Regions from separate parts of the Homo sapiens genome. Here all the other regions are linked to region 1. The links are chromatin contacts, found by Hi-C or POLR2A ChIA-PET in ENCODE. All regions are on one chromosome and are shown on one strand. Each heading gives the region's core, a stretch centred on a gene start or an enhancer-like site at or near the end of the contact. The rest is flanking DNA. Distances are from core to core; before and after follow the strand shown. Region 1 overlaps LOC124902196 (a long non-coding RNA gene). Region 2 overlaps GAS1RR (GAS1 adjacent regulatory RNA). Region 3 holds the start of LINC02872 (long intergenic non-protein coding RNA 2872).

The links. A loop is a pair of places that touch in the nucleus more often than their neighbours do. ChIA-PET counts read pairs that join two places held with the same protein, here RNA polymerase II (POLR2A). Pooled maps may share reads with other maps.
Region 2: a map of tibial artery shows a loop between it and region 1 (2.1-fold over the local background). The contact joins two enhancer-like sites. A Hi-C loop is called at or near these places in 1 of 168 maps with a recorded cell type or tissue (tibial artery). POLR2A ChIA-PET finds 5 or more read pairs at or near these places in 1 of 52 experiments (MCF 10A).
Region 3: a map of ascending aorta shows a loop between it and region 1 (2.5-fold over the local background). The contact joins the promoter of LINC02872 here to the enhancer-like site in region 1. A Hi-C loop is called at or near these places in 1 of 168 maps with a recorded cell type or tissue (ascending aorta) and 8 of 50 pooled maps. POLR2A ChIA-PET finds 5 or more read pairs at or near these places in 1 of 52 experiments (WTC11).

What each region holds. Positions count from the first base shown.
Region 1 is chr9:87,061,906-87,067,019 of GRCh38, reverse strand. It overlaps LOC124902196 (a long non-coding RNA gene), which reads right to left. Exons shown (of 2, transcript XR_007061638.1): 2 at 103-940. Among named protein-coding and RNA genes, the nearest start is that of LINC02893, 22 kb to the right of the region's middle. Within about 2 kb of position 2,944, at least 6 of the 41 ENCODE cell types and tissues checked have a DNase peak (open chromatin) inside an H3K27ac peak, as active enhancers do; they include ascending aorta, where a contact is called at or near this core.
Region 2 is chr9:86,966,658-86,971,771 of GRCh38, reverse strand. The region is part of intron 2 of GAS1RR (GAS1 adjacent regulatory RNA); the gene reads right to left. Among named protein-coding and RNA genes, the nearest start is that of GAS1RR, 21 kb to the right of the region's middle. RefSeq lists an enhancer at 1,674-1,843. Within about 2 kb of position 3,192, at least 4 of the 41 ENCODE cell types and tissues checked have a DNase peak (open chromatin) inside an H3K27ac peak, as active enhancers do.
Region 3 is chr9:87,145,745-87,150,858 of GRCh38, reverse strand. LINC02872 (long intergenic non-protein coding RNA 2872) reads right to left here and starts at 2,215. Exons shown (of 2, transcript NR_161226.1): 1 at 1,961-2,215. RefSeq lists enhancers at 1,596-2,103, 2,104-2,612.

The sequences.
Region 1 (5,114 bases), core at 1,695-4,194:
AATAGCCCCTGATATAGCCTCACTTGAAACCATGATCCATGAGGTACAGCCTTAGAGCAATGGCACAGTCAGAAAATGCATCTGATTAAACCCACAATAATCTTTCAATTACCCACATTCTTTATTTTTATTACTAAGGATGTACAAAACTCACTACAGTTAACGTTCCATTTTCTTTCCCGTAAGATTCCCAGAAGTGTCCAACATCTTTGAGGCTTCCCCTCCAGCCCTGCCTTAAGCACCGCTTGCCTTTCTCCCCCATGCCTTTCACCATTTCCTCCAACCTCCGTATCTCGAAAGCCCCCAAATCTATGTGAAAATGGCAGAGGGTTAGACAAGGATATAAATGGGATAGGCGAAGCTAGAAATGTTTTAGCAAATAACAGGATAGGAAAGAATGGAACCCTACATATATTAAAATGTCTAGTGATATATGATAAAAGGCTTGGTGATAAATTAGTTGCAAAGTAATACAAACACCCATATGAATTTGGAAGCTTTCTGATTCCATGTCATGTATGGTCTTTGGTGGGTAATTCTTATTCTGGTCTGCAAAGTCCCAGTGGATACTAACTTATCCTGAAACTTTTCTGTAGCTGGAACTGTGTGTAAAACCCAGGGAGGTCCTTGATTCTGATTTCAGTGCATGATGGTTTCAGGCCTCTTGAAGAGCTGTCTTGATTCCAGTCTTTTCGCATTGGTAAGTGACACGTGCAAACTTCAGGATGAATTTGCTGTGGGTTTGTGCCATGGATTTTCCAGACTTCTTCCCCTTTCTGTTCCCTCACATATTCTTTTACATAAAACTGATTTCTGGCTCATCACAGATGTGGCTTAGTGTTGTTTTCCCGAGGACAAGAACAGTCTGATTTCCACCACTTGGGCTGCTGCAGAAGCCACATGACTCATTCATTTTGCGAGCTATTCAGATATTTTCTTTCTAAAATAAAGAGAATAGCACCTCTTTAATTTCTTTTTTCTTTTTCTTTTTTCTGTCTTTCTTCTTCTTCTTTTTTTTTTTTCTTTTTTTTTGCTTGTTTGATAGTTTACAATAGTATCTGCCTAAGGGACACTGTGAGTTGAATTGCTTCGGGCGCTCTTTTTAGCTACCTTGTTAGTTTTGACAACTCCACTGTCTAACAGAGAACTAGCAGGCAATCCTGGAAAATAGGCTATTTTTTAAAAAAAATCTAAAACACATCAGTGTTGTGTGTACCGCTAAGAAATTAAAAACCTGTGACATGGTACTCAGATGCACTCTGAGTTTAGAGATATTAAAATATGAAAAAGCTTGCATTTAGAATCAGTAGAGTATCGTGTATACACACACACAATTTTTGTTACTTTCACATTTTTGAGTGAGAAGAATATATGGATGGCATAAAATCCAAGAAGTTCCAAAATGGCACCCTTGTGCCAAGTCTTCCTGTTCACCATCTAAGAGACAGCCACTCTTACTGGGTTCTTCTATTGGGCATACATTTTATTGTCATCGTTATTGTTTGCTATTTAGTTTGTTTAAAGTCAGGTTTATGCAGATATACATACAGTAAGATTCACTCTTGTTAGTGTATGGTTCTATGAGTTTGGACAAGTTCACAGGTTCCCTCATGCTCCCTTGTACCCATCCCTTCCTTAGACCCCAGGCCTTGATAATTACTAATCTGTTTTCTGTCCTGATGGTTTTTCCTAGTCCAGATGTCATATCAATAGGACCACACAGTAGGTAAACTTTTGAGTGTGACTTTTTCACCTAGAATAATGCATTTGAAATTCATGCGTGTTGCGTGTATCCGAAGTTCATTCCTTTTTATGAGTATGTTTTCAAGTGCAACTCTTTTGAGCAATTTTTTTAACCTAAATTGTCTGTGGCTGATCTGTGAAAATTGTGTACTATTTCTGTTCTACAAACCTGCTCTAAAATCACATAGGCTGTATATTTTCCAGTGCAGTGACTACTGTGCAGCATCCATGTTAAACTCTTTGGTTTAATTATAATTTAAAGTGCCTTCAAGAGTGGGAAAAAGTGTTACCTTTTCAATACCTGTGAAGCAAAAAGTGGCTTTTGAGGATATGTTTTCAGCCTACCTTCTAAGAATATTCATGATTTAATCTTGGGCCTAGGGTGGCCTCTGGTATGTAATTTAGAAGGATCTGAACAAGGCTTACAAAAATGTATTTTCTCCAATTATGTTTCTTTATTTCTTTGTGTCTCTATATTTTTCTGTCTCTCCACTTTTTTCTCTTTGTCTCTCTCTTTCTCCTGGTAAAAAGTGTTTTCTCACCTAGCAAAAAAACAAATAGGAAATTGGTGCTTTTAAATTTGGATAACCTCGAAATTTATAAACAGTTTTTCTGGATCAATTGCTAGCCATAAACAAAAAAATTAATATGGAATGCATTAACTGGTAAGAGCGTTCTACAGAAAAGTAAATCAAGAAAGAGGACAGGGAGTGCCTGGGGAAAGGTGATCAGTGAGTGCCTCGCCCATACACCGTGTGATACTCAAGTACAGCAGATTCCAGGCAGAGGGGAGTAGCAAGGTTGACACCCTGAGATAGGAGCTTGCCCACACATTAACTCCTTTGCTAATGCTTTAAAAGGTAATCTGTTGGAGGTTCCTGATGATAGTAACTGTAAATCCTGAATATCCTTTGGATTAAAAACAAAAACATAACAAAATAGAAATATCAAAGGCCACAGAAAGCCCTAAATTTTGTCTTCACTGAAACTTCTATATTCTTGAGGACAATGACCTTGTCAGGGTTCCTTTAATAGAAGCTCTAACCACTAAATCACAATGCTCCTGCTCCAGCCTCTCAGACTACTCAAAGAGATTGTTGACTCTAATCCCACTTCATTTTTAGTTGAACCAAGGTTATAATGGAAACACACACACACAAACACACACACACACACACGCTGTACTTTGTGAATGACCCACAAGCCCTCAAATCAAAAAGTCAACTGGAAAGAATGTCTGTGGGTGTGCTATTGCAAAACAGAATAAAATGTTTTCATGATTTATGGCTATATTTTAGAAAGATAATCTCAGAAGCACTTTCCATATTTTCCTCTCATTTCTTGCTGTTGTTTCTCTAAAATCTCTTTCCACTCTTCCTGACTTTCCTCCACAATCATTGACATTAACTGAGTTACATGGAGGGGAGATCTTCACCTGGAGCCTGTAGTTTCAGGCTTGAATTATTTTGCAGGAGAGTTTGATAAGTAATTCCTCAGTGGATCTCCCGTTAGGTCCTATGGCACTTAAGGTATTTTTGAAATAAAGCAACATATTCATTCCCCCCAAAACTCCACATTTTGTAAACTTTTGCACCAAATATAACGAAGTTTATGAAAAAAAAAAAAGATGAGGAAGGGGAAGAGGCAAAGTGTTCAGTGTCCATGCATTTTTTCATCTAGAGCACCAAGGAAAGCAATGATTGGAACCTGGGGAAGATATCATGAACATTCCTGGTGACAGACACTAAAAGTGAATAAAACTGCCAGGGTGAAGACAGCCGCAATACTTGGATTGGCTCAGAGCTGCAAAAGCTGAGTCCAGTCTGGACGGAAGTGGTTACTCTTAAGTTGCCAACTTGCCCTGAGACCAGAGCAGCACAGAGTTGGGAGCCCAAATCTTGACATGGGGTGGAAGGAGGAAAGCCTGACTGTAAAAACTTGTTTCTCATTTTTTTAAAAACATAGCTTAAAGGGCTCCTTCTATGATAGCAGCAGCCAAGTTAAGAGATTTTTTCCTTTCCTACGAAGATTATAATCCTACTTTTACCTTTCTGTCTCCTCTTTTCCAGGAAAATTTGTGCATGAGCTAACATGATTTTCCTATGACACTGATGGCATTTCCCTATTTACCATTTGTTTGTGAACTTCTTCACATTACACAAACAACACACTGCAGGAGAACAGACTGTACTTGACCAGTTAGAAATGGGATTCTCTTAAACTCACAACTTTAATCATTGCCTAGATATAATAACAATGGTAACAATAATAGGGTTGGTTAACTATTTAGTGCTTTCCATGGGCCAGGCACTTTGTTAAAAGTTTTATAGCTATCACCATATTTAATTGTTGCAGTGATCCCATGTCTAAGGAATTTCTATCCCTATTTTCTGCATGATGGAATGGGAGCTGAAGAAAGCTGGATAACTGTACCCATGTTACATAGCCAGCAATGCAGAACTCAAAATTCATTTCCAAAACTCATGCTTGCCTCCAAACCATCTCTCTCTTTTTTAAAAATTTTATTTATTTATTTATTTATTTATTTATTTTGTGAGACGGAGTCTCACTCTGTCTCCCAGGCTGGAGTGCAAATGGTGCAATCTCGGCTCACTGCAAGCTTCGCCTCCCGAGTTCATGCCATTCTCCTGCCTCCGCCTCCCGAGTAGCTGGGACTACAGGCGCCCGCCACCACGCCTGGTTAATTTTTTGTATTTTTAGTAGAGACGGGGTTTCACCGTGTTAGCCAGGATGGTCTCGATCTCCTGACCTCGTGATCTGCCCACTTCGGCCTCCCAAAGTGCTGGGATTACAGGCATGAGCCATTGCACCCAGCCCAAACCATCTCTCTCGAGTCTCTAAACTTTGAGCTGAGTCTTGAAATTCTTATTAATTATAACATTGACTTGAGACCAAGAGAAAATTATGAAGTAGGCAAGTTTTGTTGCCAGTGGCCCTTCCACGGCCATTTGTCACTACTATCGCCCCTCACTCCCATTATCCACTTCTGTTCTCAAATATCTGTTGTTTCTGACCAATTCCTCTTCACATCCTGGTTACCTGGATTCCGTGCCCTCCCATCCACCCCTAAACTAGCTCCTTCTGAAGTGCCCATGCCACAGAATTCTTCTCTGAGCAACATTTATGATTCCTGTGTTCCGTGTGCCTCAGGTTCCCAATCTCTGCATTCCAAAGGAACAGCTATACACTCTTAGCAGTGCATGTGTAGCATCCAACATCAGCAGGTGCATTTCACACATCGTTCTGTGCTGCATTTTACTAAATGTACTGCAACCAGAATGCCCAGAGAGGTCCACAGAAAACCCCGTCTCTACAAAAAATAAGGAAAAACTAGCCAGGCTTGCTGGCAT
Region 2 (5,114 bases), core at 1,943-4,442, 95 kb after region 1:
TTTACTGTTATTTTCTATTCTAAATTCAGGAACTTCTTTACAGAGGAACATGCGGAGAGAGAGAGGAGAACCACCTTCTTATGGAACTACCATTTTAAATCTCAATCTATCATGAATGTTCGGTATTTTGTTTCCACCGAGAGGGGAAAATAGCTTTAAATATAACTTCCAGGCCTGCTAGATATTCAATTTTGCCCACGCTTTAAATCCAATTAATGTGATATCCAAAGGCACCACTTTTTAACAAACCAAACAGATGGTGTATTTCACCTCCTTCGGTTACTAAGGAAAGTTAAGGGATGAATTGGATTTTTCATCTGGCACACGTAAAAAGGAACTTCAAATGGTTGTGTCTCATATCTAGCTGGGAGAATGGTGAACCGGCAAACAATTAGCTTACAAGATTGAATGGGTTTCAAGAAGAAAATGCAGGTGAGATCGGTTTTTATACTTAAAAATTTAAGAATAAAAGTATACTTTAAGTATAAAAGAATAAAAGAGGTAAGCTAAGGAAATGAAGCTTGCCTCCTATCAGAGTAAATAAATGAAAACAAATAGAAAGCCCCACAAGCCTTCCCTACTGGGCTAATGCAGTGCAAGAAGGGTCCCCATCCCTAAGGCAACAGGACAAGCAGGTAGTAGCTCAGACAACAGCATCTGGAATGGCCATGGCTTTATCCGTCACTCCTCCTTAACTCCTTGTCACCCATCCCTCCTCCCCTCCTCTTCTCTTTCTCCTCCACCCCTTTCTTCTTTTCATGTTATCAGAGAATACTCTGATAGTAAGTTAGGGTTACTACACCTCCACTGATCCCACAACTGGAATTTAACAACCTCATTCCCTCTGAGGCTAACATAGGAGGCAGTTTGACAGGAAAGCAAGAGTCTAGGAGTATCAAGGAAGAGCGGTAAAAGATGCTTGTTATTCCAAACTCTGATGTTCACCTCTAAGAGGCATTAGATGATTTCACTTAGTGAAAATGATCAATTTCTTGGCATCCCTCAAAATACCATGATTTATAACATCAATAAGAATTTGCATACATGTCCTTTAGTAAGTAAAAATATGCACAACTCTTCAGTCACCACAGGCCATTTGTGATGAACCTAGCCAGTAGCTTATTTGCTCACAGGAAGTATCAGTTACATCATGAAAAATCACAAAAGGCTGCTCTCATAGCTCCCATCTTCTGTGTCTTCCTCATCATTCCTAGGGAATTGGTTATCAGTGTGTGGACCTCACAGGTCTCATAGGTCAATGCCTGATGCTATAGAAAAGGTCTTAATCGGCCGGGTGCGGTGGCTCATGCCTGTAATCCCAGCACTTTGGGAGGCTGAGGCAGGCAGATCACGAGGTCAGGAGATTGAGACCATCCTGGCTAACACAGTGAAACCCCATCTCTACTAAAAATACAAAAAAATTAGCTGGGCGTGGTGGCAGGCACCTGTAGTCCCAGCTACTTGGGAGGCTGAGGCAGGAGAATGGTGTGAACCTGGGAGGCGGAGCTTGCAGTGAGCTGAGATGGCCCCACTGTGCTCCAGCCTGGGTGACAGAGCCAGACTCTGTCTCAAAAAAAAAAAAAAAAGGTCTTAATCACTCACTTAGCTCAACACCAGACTGCCTATATCAAGGGCAGGAGGAAACATGGCTCACCTGCTCTTCTGATCCCAACTTTTCCTGCCAAATGAATCAGTTGAAATAATAATAACAATAATTTATTTGGATGGAATTTTTGGTGCTCTGTGAGAATATGTACGAGCAGGCGATTTGATGGCACCCCCGTATAACAAGCCTTGACATTAACACTGATCAAACAAGAACATTAATAAATGTTTTTGTCTCCTAATATCTCTTATTAAGTGCAGGCAATAAATCAATTGTGCTGATTACATTCCACTGACCTGAAAAGAACGCTCTTCAGATCGTCTCATCTTTTTAGATGCTGGCTGTGTAACAATCAATAACTATTCACCTACAAACTTGTGTTGTGCATAGTAGGTACCCACTGAATGTTTGTTGAACTAAAAGAAAGACCCCTAAACTATATCTTACCAAAATCTCTTAAAGGCAATTCATAGGCATCTGAAACATTCCTAAGTGCGACAAAAACTAGCGTAATTATATTTATCAGGATCCACCTAAGAAGGCAGAAACCACTGTGGGTACATCAAAGAGAGAGAATTAAATTCCTTACATAGATAATAGATGCTAGGAAGCTGAACCAGGCACAGCGGTGTAACCCAGAGATCTGCATGAGCAGGGAGCTGCCACGTCTCCAAGGCTAGAAGGACAGAGAGAAAGATCATAGTTACCTGAGCCCAAGGGTCAGGTCACAGGAACCAGTGAGAACTATGGCAGCCAAGTGGGTAATGGAGGTGTGGAGTCGGGGGATGCTGCTTGAGGCAAAGAGGGACAGGAAAAACATCCTGGATTCTCCCTTCTTTCTTTCTCCTTTGTCCCTCACCAGTGCCTCCCCTCAGCCAAACCCTGCTGAAAAACAGCTTACAAGGAAGCCTGAGAAAGTCAGCCAGCAGGGTAAAGCTCTCAGTGATACAGAAGAGGGGAGAGAAGGGGAAGGACAGGGACTGGATCTGGAGCCGATGGCACAATGGTGGAGTGTCAGCTTAGGTAACATTAACACTAACTGGCTAAATACATTCAGAAAAGAGAGAGGCACTGTTGTCCCTGACACATTATAATGTAGGTGCTCAAAACAGCTTATGTCACATATACATTTAGCTATGCACACAAATATCAGAATGACTCAAAGAAGTCACCAAGAAGCTCATACACAAAATGGAGAATAGGAACATTTGAAATGACATAAAATAATTTTAGACACATTTCTCTCCAGCGTTGCCTAAACAATCAAAAGGGATCACTCTGCACATGTGTAGTGTTGAAATTGGCATCCTGAATCCAAGGCAGCTAACTACTTAATCTTCTTTCTCTTTAGGAAAGCAAAGGTTGGCAGCCTTGGGAAGCTGGCTGCCCACGGAATGCACATTTCCCACCAATCTATTTCGCCCAGGCTTTTTACCAGTTCTTGGAGCCTACGGTGTCTGGCTTGTGGCTAGACCACAATTCTGACAGGAATTGTGAGTGGGGGCCACGCCAGGCTGACTTCACCGTGATGATATCAGAGCTGAGGCGGGGTTGCCAGTCTCGACATGCTGATGTCAAAGCCAGCCCACTCCTCCAACCTGCTTGGTTTGTTGGCTAAAATAATTGGCCAACATTAAACCAGAGACTAAAGACCAAATGATTGTTTGAGGCCCCAGCAGACCTGTTTCCCAGCAGCTGCTCAAAGTAAGCACTTGATAGCACATCATGTACAATGAGGCAAGTGAGGCAAGATGTTGGAGTCAGAGAGATCTAGCTCCATATCCCAGTTGCTTGCTAGCACTATGGCTCTGGGCATCTCAAGCCATGCATCTGCAAATAGGTAGAATGATGTTAGGATTAAGGGCATGGTGCACATATAAACCTAGTACACTCTAGCATAGAGTAGGTATTCAGCCCACCACATCTCCTGAAAATATGAATGCTCAATAAAAATTAATCATCAATGGCCGGGTGCGGTGGCTTATGCCTGTAATCCCAGCACTTTGGGAGGCCGAGGAAGGTGGATCACGAGGTCAGGAGATCGAGACCATCCTGGTTAACGTGGTGAAACCCCGTCTCCACTGAAAATACAAAAAATTAGCCGGGCGTGGTGGCGGGCGCCTGTAGTCCCAGCTACTCGGGAAGCTGAGGCAGGAGAATGGCACGAACTCGGGAGGCGGAGCTTGCAGTGAGCCAAGATCATGCCACTGCACTCCAGCCTGGGTGACAGAGCGAGACTCCGTCTCAAAAAAAAAAAAAAATTAATCATCAATAATAATGATAATCCTTGGCTGGGTGTGGTGGTTCACCTCTGTAATCCCAGCACTTTGGGAGGCTGAGGCAGGCAGATCACAAGGTCAGGAGTTCGAGACCAGCCTGGCCAACATAGTGAAACCTTGTCTCTACTAAAAATACAAAAATTAGCTGGGTGTGGTGGTGTGCGCCAGTAATCCCAGCTACTGGGGAGGCTGAGGCAGGAGAATTGCTTGAACCCAGGAGGTGAAGGTTGCAGTGAGCCGAGATCATGCCACTGCACTCCAGCCTGGATGACAGAGCAAGACTCTGTCTCAAAATAAATAAATAAATAAATAAATAAATAAATAAAATCCATGAAGGAGATAGTTTTGCAAGGTGCAATATTGGGCTAATCACTAAAATAAAATTGCAATGTAAATGGCAAAATCAGTTGCCCAAATGTATTAGTCTGTTCTTACCCTGCTATAAAGAAATACCTGAGACCAGGTAATTTATAAAGAAAAGAAGTGTAATTGGCTCATGGTTCCACAGACTGTACAGGAACGTGGTGTCGGCATCTGCTCGGCTTCTGGGCAGGCCTCCAGAAAACTTACAAACATGGTGGAAGGCAAAGTGGCAGAGAGCACTTCAAACGGCCAGAGCAGGAGGAAGGGGGAGCAGGAAGGTGCCTCACACTTTTAAACAACCAGATCTCTCGTAAGAACTCGCCCACTATACAGTACCAGGATGGGTGGTGCTAAACCATTCATGAGAACAACGCCCCCATGATGCAGTCACCTCCCACCAGACCCTACCTCCAGCATTAGGGATTAAAATTGGACATGAAATTTGAACTGGGAGACAGATTTAAACCATAGCACCATGTGTGTTTAATAAATATGTCCTTCTCTTGCTTGAGACACAGAGTTCCCCAGGTTGTTTATTTGGCAACTGACCCTCCCAACCAGGCTTCCCGCGCTCTCAGATGATAATCCTGATTCATAAAGTCAACAGCCCCTAGAAAGGAACTTTCTACCCTGGGTCAATACATAGGAAATCATTAGTAACACCGTTACCCCCCTGATTTCACTGTTAACTGAGAAAAAACAGTCCTAAATACGTTTCACTTTGAATATGAAGACTCTGCTTTACTGGCTATATATGACATTGAAGCATTAATATTTGCTGTAGTAAAAATGCAGAGACTAGGCTGAGCACCGCGACTCAAGCCTGTAATCCAAGCACTTTGGGAGGCTGAGGCAGGTGGATCACC
Region 3 (5,114 bases), core at 966-3,465, 85 kb before region 1:
CCAGTGGGACCTGTGTTCTAGATGGTTTGATTTGTGCCTACAGCTTCTTGTTTGGATGATAGATTATACAAACACCCAGGTCATAGCCAATACGCAGTTATACAGCTCACTTTTTTCGTGTGATTTTGGTTGGGTGATTTTGTTAACGAGTATTTACAGTTTTTCACACCTAAACTCACAGTATGAAGCTACTCCATGTTTATTGCTTTGCATGGTACTGCAAAACTGCATTTATTGTGCTTTCATCAGAAACGCTTCTTTGAGACATAAACATTGCCTGTTTTTCACTCCGTTTTTAAAAAACAAATTAAGCAGGCACTCATTTATGAAGGTACTTCAGGTAAAAGAGAGGAAAGGTTCCCAAAAGGGATGTGTGGGGGCCACTTGAGGGCTGTCTTTCATGTCAATCTCAGCCATTCCTCAGGAATTTCTATTTTCTTTTTGACACTGCCCAAGTGGCAATCCCACCCTGTCCCCTGTCCCTGACCTTGGACACGGGGAGCAGCACTGTCCCACGGAGGGGGAGACAGAAGAAGGGAAGATGGTGAGCCCAGCCACTCCTCAGCCCAATTGGGTTTCCTCAGCAACATCTTACCCCAGACTGTCCTCTCTCTTCGCTCCTCTGCTCCAGACAGGATGGTTTCCATGTGCTGCTTCTCTGCGATCTTTCTTTCCTCTTATGTCTTTCATTATGAAACCAAAGTGCTAGAGGGATTGGGGACTATGGGGGACCGACAAAATCCCATGTTCATGAAGAAGGAAGAGAATGCTCGTGGGAGGGGGGCTGAGGCCTGCAGACATGGGGATGGAAAGTTGCCGCCTTAGTCATCTGAGGCTGCTCTAACAGGATACCATACACTGGGTGGCTAATAAGCAACAGATGTTTGTTCCCACAGTTCTGGGGGCTGGGAAGCTCAAGAGCAAGGCACCAGCAGATTCAGCATCTGGTGAGGGTCTGTTTCCTGGTTTGTATAGAAGGTGCCTTTTCCCTGTGTCCTCATATGGTGGGAAGGGCAAGGCAGCTCTCTGGGGCCTTTTTTATAAGGGCACTGATCCCACTCATGAGGACTTTCATGCCCTGATCATTTCCCAAAGGCCCCACCTCCTAATAATACCATCACATTCAGACGGCAGCAGCCTCCTCTTCATTCTGAAAACCTCCCTCAATAACAATCTTTGTTTCAAAAGGATTTCAAGGCAGAGATTTTGATACCCACTGGGGCTTTTATCCTGTTTTTCAGAGGTTTGAGAGGGTTGACAACAGCTGTGGTTGGAATAAGAGGAGTTAATGGTAATGGAAAGGAAGTTGACACCTGAGGAGGACAGTTGGGGTCACAGGATAAAGTGCCTACAAGGTTTCTATCACTGGGAAAGCTGACTGGCTAACCCTGGCTGCTTGGAACGCCGTGTCTATGCCATTCCACCTTCCTCGCAACTTGGCAGGTCTTCATCCAGACTCCATCCCTGCATTACCTTTCCTGGTCTCCATTAAGATGCAGCCTTCCCGAGGACAAGGGAACTGCTGGGCGACTTAGACAGTGAGGCCCTTTGCTGCTCATCACAACCAGCGTCTCTGGAACCCCAGAAAGGCAGCCTGGGATCAGGCGGAGGCAGACATTACTTATGGATGAAGGGGTAGAGAGCGAGTCAAGGGGTAGAGAGAGGGTCTAGGTGTAAAACGGGCACCAAACCACCACACAGGACTACCCCAGTCAGGATAAAAGGTGAGGCTATTTAAGCATCAGAACGTGCTCCCTCGACCCCAGAGCCTGCCCAGAATGTTGGGGGCTGCCACCTGCTTGCCTGCGAGGCCTCCATGCTCTCGGGCGCTCATGTTCCCATCTGCTTGCTGCAGCACTAATGAAGAAACTCGACTGCCAGGCATGCTTGGAGGAATAACTCATGAAACAGATTGTAAAGCCGGGGCCCATGACTTGCTCTTTTGGGACTTGGCACTTACGTCTCTTTTTCCATTTGCACCGACTGAGCAGGAGGCCAGGCCTCCCCGCCCGGGCCTTGCGAGCGAGGCCCCTTTCCTCTGTCCGCCAGTTCTCCCACTCGGCCCCCACACCCCCAGGAGGAGATGCAGGGGAGCTCTGCTGACGCCGAGGCCGCGCCTGCTCCACATTCCAAGCGGGACACGGCCTGAGTCCCGTGGGCCCTGCCCGGAGGCCCCTGGGTGTGAATCTGTTTCTCCCCTCTCGCTGGCTGCCGCGCCGCCTTCAGGCTTTTTTTTTTCTCGCTCTCTCTCGCCGTTCCCCGGGCAGGCAGCGTCTGCTTTTCAGCGCGCGGACATTTCCGGCTGGCGGGGGACAGAAGGGACCGCGGCCAGCCAGTTCCCGTTCCCGTTCCCGCCTGGCTGCAGGCGCAGCTGCGATGACTTCATGACTCTGCAATGGCCGCGGGGCCGGGAAACAGGGCCGGGATTGTATTAACGGGATGGAAAGTAGCAAGTTTGAAAGAGACCCGTGGCAGACTCCACCTCCTGCCTTACTACCTTTTTTTCAAAAATTGCTCTTATCTCCAGCAAAAACTCCCTGAGTGCCTTTTCCCTCTCCTGGCAGCACTGGAAGGAGGGCCGCCTTGGAAAACGTGTCCTCCTCAGACCTGAGTCCCCCGGGCCCTCCTCAGCCAGGATCAATGTAGAGGGAATGCCAAATACTCAACCGCCTTTAGGTGGGGTTTTAGGTTTGAGGGGAAATAATGAAATTTTGCATTTGAATCTGAAAATGAGTCTGGCAGCCTGAGTGGTTGGGTGAAGAAATGGCCCTGTTTCTCCTATTAGCTTGTCCTCCCACCTCGGGGAGAGTCTGACCCGGTGAGGTGGCCACAAGACCCTAAGAGCCCTGCTCCACCGAGTTCCAGAACGCGGAGAACTGAGACCCAGGCACCACGTGACTTGATTGTCAAGCTGCCTGACATTTCAGTGTGGTGGCAATGGACCTGGTGTGCCTGGGTGGGAGGAACATGTGGACATGGATTGTCAGATATGACTATGTACGTGGTGGCATTGCTTGTGATGGTGAAAAATTGGATTGTTTATCAACAGGGAATCAAACAGGGAATAAGTAAAGTGTGTGTGTGCTGTATTTATATGATGGAATTGTATACAGCAGTTAAAATAAATAAAAGTGATCTAGTTGAACTAGCCTGGGATAAGGCTCAAAAAAAAAATGAGCAATTTGCAGAATGAAACTGCAGTATGAAACCATTTATGTAAGAAAAGAATGAGGGCGAGGGAGAGAGAAAGAAGAAAAGAAAAACAAGAAAAACCCTCATGAAGAAATACCGCTCTCTGTGCTGCACTATAGGCTACTATAGACCATATATAAAAGGACTGCAAGGCTAAATCCCCAAACCCCAAACTATCCAAGGGGAGGGTTCAGAGGGATAGAAATTGGAGAATGTGGTCAAAAGGCACTTTTGAGTAAATGTCCTAATATTTCAGAAGAGAATGAATTCACTTATTTCTTATGTAATTAAAAATTCATTACAAAATAGGGGAAAATGAAGTGTTAGTGGTTTACAAACTTCATCCATCCAGATTGAGCAGATGTGGAGCTTTGCCATTGACTTATTTGTGAGTAATTAGTGGTTTCGGTTTTTTTTTCTTTTGCTGAGATGCAGCAAATTGATATGATTAAAAGGGTGAGACAAGGTATGTGTGAGTGTGCGTGTTCATAAATCAACAGGTGACTGTGTTAAGTAACCCTCAAGAGAGTCCTTTTTCAAGTAGTTAGTCTGTCATACGTGGCCTTGCTGAGCCGCAGGGTCATCATCCCGTCAGGCCAAACACGGGGCTGCAGCATTTATTGCTCTAATTGTGCTGTTTAGAAACAGGTGACACACAAAGGCTAGGGAGCCCTGATCTGTTTTTGGAGACCTGCCGTCTCCCTTTGTACCTTCCACTTGGAAAATCTTGCAGGTAGACATCAATTAGCAATGCAAACACCATGTTGGAAATTCACTTTATTTGGGGGCTTGTTGGGGGGGGGTGGTCAGGTAAGTGAATAATTTAGCTAAGAATTCTGCAAACCCAAAGGTAGTGATTACTATAGACAGAGATTTTAAAATATGGATGAAGCTTGTGTGTGTGTGTGTGTGTGTGTAGAATTAACAATACAAAATTTTAAAATTATTTTAAAAACATTCTTTTATTAAAGGAGAATATTTAAAATTAGAAAATAAATTATAAACTTATTAGGAAATAGCTTGCTTATGTTTTAGAATCAGTATGAATATTACTAGTTGTTTTCAAAAATAATATTTTCCCTAACTATAATAGTTATATTCTCATTGTAGAAAACTCAGTAAAGAAAAGTGTAAACAACACAATTAAAAGCAAACAAAAATGAAGCAGTAGCTAACTCCTGATGGTTGAATTATGGATGTTTTCTTTTAGACTTTTCTATTATAAATATAACAAAATCTCCATCCTACTGGTGATATTACTTTGTAGCCTGTTTTTATCATACTGTTAATATGTGAGAGGCCCCCAATCCAGAAGTTTTCCTGTACCTCCTTCCAGCCAGTTTCCTACCCACCCCAGGCATTGGTGGCCACTGGTCTGATTTTTATCACTATCGTGTTGCCTTTTTCGGAATGTGATATGAATGGCATCATACAGTATGTAGCCTTTTGTGACAAGCTTCTTTCATTTATCATAATGCTTTTAGAGTCTTCTATGTTGTTTCAAATATCAGAAGTTCTGTCTTTTGTGCTGAATAGAACCCCATTGTATGGGCATATTACAATTTGTTTATCTATCATTTGCGGGGATTTGCTGAACATTTAGATCTAGTCTGTGGGTCAAAGTCTGTCACCTGTTTTGGAATACTCTTGGATATTATTTCTTCAAATAATGCTCTGCCCCATTTCAGCCTCTCCTCTCCTTCTGGGACTCAAGTTGCAGCTGTGCTAGGGAGCATTTGATTGGGTTCCTTATATCTCTTATGCTCTATTTTGTTCTTTTCCTTTTTTTCTCTTGGTGCATCAGTTGGATCTTTTCTGTAGATTTCAACTACACTGTATTTTTTCTTTCAGATCCTTGAATATTTCTGATGCTATTGCTATGAGGCTGGTGCAAATAGAATCTGAAATTTTACTTCCATCCC